Regions from separate parts of the Homo sapiens genome. Here region 1 is linked to region 2. The links are chromatin loops, found by intact Hi-C in ENCODE. Cell type or tissue: uterus. All regions are shown on one strand. Links, peaks and the distances in the headings refer to the core of each region. The heading gives the core; the rest is flanking DNA. Region 1 overlaps VAMP1 (vesicle associated membrane protein 1). Region 2 overlaps PLEKHG6 (pleckstrin homology and RhoGEF domain containing G6).

Region 1 (2,803 bases), core at 137-2,636, 150 kb after region 2:
GGCACCGATACTCTTCTCCTCCCAAGTCTGGGCAGCTTCATGGGTACTTCGCCTCAGCCACTCCCCTCCCTGCCCCTTCCCTTGGCCTCCAACTCTTTGGGGCTTTGGGGGAACTTGAGAGTACAGAAAAAGCAGGCAGGGAGGAGGCGCCAGCTGTTGCTCTTCGGGTAATGACTTAGATTGTGCCACGAGCAGCATTTCTAGTGTTGAGGGACAGAGTGCAAATGAACGCAACGAAAAAGGAGGAATGGGTGATGGAGAAGCCTGGGCTGGAATGGAGGACGGTGGGTGGGGAAGTGTGTTGAGAGAGCAAACAGAGGGCAGAGGACATGAATGTGGATGGCAATGGACAACAGGGAAGGGGTGGTACATTCTCAAGTAAAAAAGTAGACTGGACACAGGAATCAGGAAGTCCCAGACGGAAAAGAGAAAGAGACAGGAGAAAACAAGAGGGTGAATTACACCAAGTTACCAGACATTCAGGTCTCTCCATTGTTAAGTGCCCCATCCCCATGGTCTCCCTCCAACCCAAGCCAGTGACACACAGCATAGCCCCACTTCCTCAGAACAGGAGGCGCCATCTCCCTGCAATGCGTTGCAGGGGGAAGGCTTGTCCATCAAAGAAATCCCTTGTCTCTGCCCTTCCCCCGTCCCGAACCAGGTGACGATCCCATAGCAGCGGTCTCCATACCTCAGTCAGAGCAGCCCCACTCCCCAGGCAGGCAGGCAGGCAGGGAGAAGACTCCAGGACCTTCCCACCTCTTCACCCCACCAGCAACTTCAGCGATACTTACTTACAATAACTACCACGATGATGGCACAGATGGCTCCCAGCATGATCATCATCTGAGGAAACATGGACAAAAAATGAGCCCTTGGATTTCAGGAATGAGGAAAAGAGCCACATCTCTAGTGGGAAACAGAATTCCTTCCATCCTTGGGACAATGGAAAAAACCACCCATCACCCAGGAGACCTGCAGGCCTCTTAGAGAGGCCCTACCCTTCTGCTTCCCAGGGGATCATAACCACAGTATGTCTGTAGCTTTTCAGATTCATCACAGGACCTGCATTGAGCTCCTTTTTGCTTAGTTCCTGGTGTCTTGGGGCTTTAGAAGGCATTCCAATAGAGATACAGACTCTGGATATTTAACCAATTAGTTCAATTTTCACTGTGAAGTGTTCAGCTCATTCTCAAAAGTTGCAGTTATTTAAAAATATATATTTCAATCTGAGAAAGCTGATTTAAAAGAAAAAGAAAAAAGTATATATATATATAAATGTATATATATGTATATATATATATAAATGTATATATATGTATATATATATATAAATGTATATATATGTATATATACATATGTGTATATATAGTGTGTGTGTGTGTGTGTGTGTGTGTATGTATATATGCCTGAGCCATTGTGCTGATGTTGGGTGTGTCTGAGGATGAGACAGGTGAAATTTTTTGCAGGCAACTCCTTTGGGGTAAAGCTCCTTAACTAACCATTCCAAACTCCTCAGGGTATCACTTTTTCCCTGATAGCGGTTCTAAATACTCTAGCCTACCCTGGTGGCCAATTCTGGGTAATGCAATCTCAAGAGGAGGCTTTCCAGATTTCCTCCCAAGCGTTATGCTGGTCAGAGAGATCCTGCACCATTAGAGGGAAGAAATGTAGAAGCTGAGGGTTTTCTTGCCTTCTACCAGTGGAAGCCCAGGAAAAGATGGAGGAGGGGACAAGAAAATTCACCTTGCAGTTTTTCCACCAATACTTCCTCTTTAGCTTGGCAGCACTGCTCTCAAATTGTGATGCTCCTGCCTGCAAGGCATCAGCTCGGTCATCCAGCTCTGACAGCTTCTGGTCCCTCTCCAGGACCTTGTCCACGTTCACACGTATGATGTCCACCACCTGAGGAGGGCACAGAAACAAAGCAGCTAAGCTTCCTGCCAGAGACAGAGGAAAGGACAACAACCAGAGAATCACAAGTCTGGCCCTGTGCAACTCTAAAGGGTGCTTTGCCTCTCAGGGCCTTTGACTATTCTCCTACGAAAAAAGGAGAAAAGATAAGAAGTTCCCTTTTGTTTCCAAACTCCTAGATTTGGAAACTTTCAGAGAAACAGCTATCTACCTACCTCCTCCACTTGTGCCTGGGTTTGCTGTAGTCGTCTGTTACTGGTCATGTTAGGAGGAGGGCCAGGGGGACCCCCACCTGGGGCAGTCCCTTCTGTCCCTTCAGCAGGTGGCTGAGCTGGAGCAGACCTGTGGAAAGACATGTGCAGAGTACACAAAGTGACCAAGACAAGAAAGGAGCTGGGCGTGGTAGCACACACCTGTAGTCCCAGCTACTCAAGAGGCTGAAGTGGGAGGAGCGCTTGAGCCCAGGAGTTCGAGGCCAGCCTGGGCATCATAGCGAGACCCCATCTCTAAAAAAACAGACAAAAAGAAAGGACTCACATGCATCCTCACCCCAAACCACTTAAACAATTATGATTAGGCTATACAAAACTAGAATGGATTCTTGCTCCTTGGCAATCTGAAGTAGGGAGACAAACCATAGAGGCAAGAAGTAAAAGATGAAAGACTCTGCAACAACATTTGGATGGGGTTCAGGGACATCCAGGATGGCATCAAGACATCTCATCTGGGGCTATCCTTTGACTCAACTCAAACAAGTCCTCTGCCATGATGGCTACAGGGACATATGGCCTAGCCTTGTCCTAAATGGCATTTCCCCGCTGATATGGTTTGGCTGTGTCCCCACCCAAATCTCAACTTCAATTGTATCACCCAGAATTCCCACATGTTG
Region 2 (2,803 bases), core at 276-2,775:
CCACGCCTTGTCCATGCACCCCCCATGGTACGGAGAGCAGGAGGCAGTGGGGGCACACACACCAGAGCCCAGGCATGTGTGTGCTGTGCACCTGCTCGGCAGGAGGCCCCACTTCTTCCCCAGGCCCACTCAGGGAGCCAGGCTGTCTTGCCTCTGCCCACTCAGCTTAGCCTTGCCGGCAGTGGCCGCTGTGACTCAGGGCAGGAGCAGTCCACACCAAACTGGTTTGCAGGGAGAAGTGAGCCAGCCCGACTTACCAGGGTGGGGGAACAACATCTAGAGCCAAGCCTGCCCCCCTACTACCTCTCTGGGGTTTCTGGGGAAAGGGAGGCACCCCCAGAACTTCCCCTGCTCCTCTCCCAGGATCCCAGTCGCCGACGCCTCCAGCAGTATGTCCCCTTTGCCAGGGGTTCTGGCCAGGCCCGAGGCCTGTCACCCATGAGACTGCGAGATCCAGAGCCCGAGAAGAGGCACGGGGGCCATGTGGGGGCTGGCCTGCTTCACTCCCCCAAACTCAAGGTAAGGGGGTCCCTCTCCTCCCATCCCCACACATACGGCCCCAATTGTGATGGCTCCGCAGATGACCAGCAAGCTCCGGGAGCTGAGAACACAGGTCCAGGAGGCTGCTGCCTGCCAGTCAGACATGGCTCTGCCTAGGACCTCTCAGGGATATATCTCTCTTTGGTCCATGCATGGCAACCAGGGACTTTGACTTGAGACACTTTGATTAAATGTGGATAAACGATTGATATTGAGCTTTCAGTTTTTGAAAACTACCAAGTCAAATTACCAAGTTGCTGAGAGTCAGGTATGCTCTCTCTATCCTCAGTGCCACATCATCCTTCACTGCCACTGTGAGCCTCACCTCTCCTCCCAAGCCACATCCAGATGGAGTGAGTGAGGGTCAGGAGTGTCTATTGCTCACATTCTTGGTACCAAAGAAACCTGTAAAATGGGCCGGGCGTGGTGGCTCACACCTGTAATCCCAGCACTTTGGGAGGCCAAGACGGGCGGATCACCTGAGGTCAGGAGTTCGAAACCAGCCTGGCCAACATGGTGAAACCCCGTCTCTGCTAAAAATGTAAAAAAAAATTAGCTGGGTGTCATGGCGGGCACCTGTAGTCCCAGCTATTAAGGAGGCTGAAGCAGGAGAATCGCTTGAACCCGGTAGGTGGAGGTTGCAGTGAGCCGAGATTGCGCCACTGCACTCCAGCCTGGGTGACAAGAGCAAAACTCTGTCTCAAAAGGAAAAAAAAAAGAAACCTGTAAAATGTAAGCCATGCTGCTTCATAAAAAATGCCATTTTATAGGCAAATGTCAAAGTGGTGCCTGAGACCACTGGTTCTCTAAGTCTTGTTCTGATTCACTTGAAGGTCCCTCTGAAGTGTCTGTTTCTGTCCCTCCCCCACCTCATTCTGATTCAGGAGACCCATGGAAGGCCTCTTTCCTGTCAGGGAGCCTAGATCAGACCCCTCTCCAGGGACCTTTCCACAGACCAGGGTGCCTCTTCACCCACATTCCAGCAATGCCTTTTTCCCTGGAATTCCAGCTGGGGCCGACCCCTGTTCTCTAGGCCTCCATGTCCCCACTCATACTCAGTGCTGCTTGCCATCTCCCATTCCAGACACAGACACACGCACACACTTTAACACACATGCACACACACACAGCCCTCCCGGGGCCCTGTGGCTGGGTGCCAAGGATGTGACCAGAGCTGATGCCCTTCTCGGCTCCCCCAGGAACTCACCAAGGCCCATGAGCTGGAGGTGAGGCTGCACACTTTCAGCATGTTTGGGATGCCCCGGCTGCCCCCTGAGGACCGGCGGCACTGGGAGATAGGAGAGGGTGGCGACAGTGGCCTGACCATCGAGAAGTCCTGGAGGGAGCTGGTGCCTGGGCACAAGGTGAGCCTGAAACTCACAAGGTGAGTCTGTCCCCACGGCGTGAATGCACACACAGATTCTGCTCTAGAGGAGGGAAAGGCCTTGGGAAGTGGGGTCATGTGGAAAAAACATCTGGAAACGCGTTGATCTGGGTTCAGATCCCAGCTCTGCCACTTACTAGTCAGACCTTGGTCAAGACAGTAAAGTTCTCTGGGCCTCAGTTGCCACATATGTAAAGTGGGGATAATACCACCTACACATCAGAGCACTGGTTTGAGGATTAAAAGGTCATGGTCATGCACAAAGTGCCTAGAACCTATGAAGTGGATCCGGTCGCACTTAACAGCTGGTACTTGCCATTCTAATTATCATTCCCCAACTGAACCAGCATTCTCCCCACCCCAGGAGATGAGCCAGGAGCTCTGCCACCAACAGGAGGCCCTGTGGGAGCTCCTGACCACCGAGCTGATCTACGTGAGAAAGCTCAAGATCATGACTGATGTGAGCCCCCCTCAGCCCCAGCCCCGGCCCCATCTTCCCTGCATGAGCCCCCATCCTCCCAGACTGGAAGGCAGGTCACTGGGGGAGGGAGGGGCAGGATTTCAGGCCAGTCTGGGATGCAGGGAGATAGGTCAGCAGTACTGAAGTTGGTGGGGGGTGGGAGGTGACGACACTGAAGGGCTGCGCTGGGTCCTGAGACCCTCGTCTCCCTCCCTGCAGCTGCTAGCCGCCGGCCTGCTGAACCTGCAGCGAGTGGGACTGCTGATGGAAGTGAGTGGGTGCTCAGGAGGGGACCCTGGCACAGCCCGACCTCTGAGCCTGGGGATGAGGGTGGGCCCTCCAGCCATCCCTGTCTGAATTCCCACTGCCCCGTTTTTTGGGATGCCTTGCCCTCCCTACTTCCCTGTTACTGGGGACTC

What was found. Hi-C counts contacts between places; a loop is a spot of excess contacts. Peaks named below come from ENCODE experiments on the same cell type or tissue, not always from the same donor. Only the 100,000 strongest peaks of a DNase experiment are listed, where the experiment ranks them.
Region 1: it touches region 2 in a loop (2.6-fold over the local background); 61 of 110 quality-filtered maps call a loop at or near these places.

What each region holds. Positions count from the first base shown.
Region 1 is chr12:6,464,096-6,466,898 of GRCh38, forward strand. VAMP1 (vesicle associated membrane protein 1) reads right to left here. Exons shown (of 5, transcript NM_014231.5): 2 at 2,130-2,256; 3 at 1,747-1,905; 4 at 795-846; 5 at 1-391. The coding sequence ends at 375. It also overlaps a transcript of TAPBPL not described here. Among named protein-coding and RNA genes, the nearest start is that of VAMP1, 5.2 kb to the right of the region's middle. In uterus, for the core only: a CTCF peak has its summit at 1,576; a DNase peak (open chromatin) is centred at 1,576; H3K27ac peaks cover 600 bases.
Region 2 is chr12:6,313,266-6,316,068 of GRCh38, forward strand. PLEKHG6 (pleckstrin homology and RhoGEF domain containing G6) reads left to right here. Exons shown (of 16, transcript NM_001384598.1): 3 at 364-519; 4 at 1,740-1,904; 5 at 2,289-2,384; 6 at 2,604-2,654. Among named protein-coding and RNA genes, the nearest start is that of PLEKHG6, 4.0 kb to the left of the region's middle. In uterus, for the core only: no CTCF peak of the experiment used is centred there; no DNase peak of the experiment used is centred there.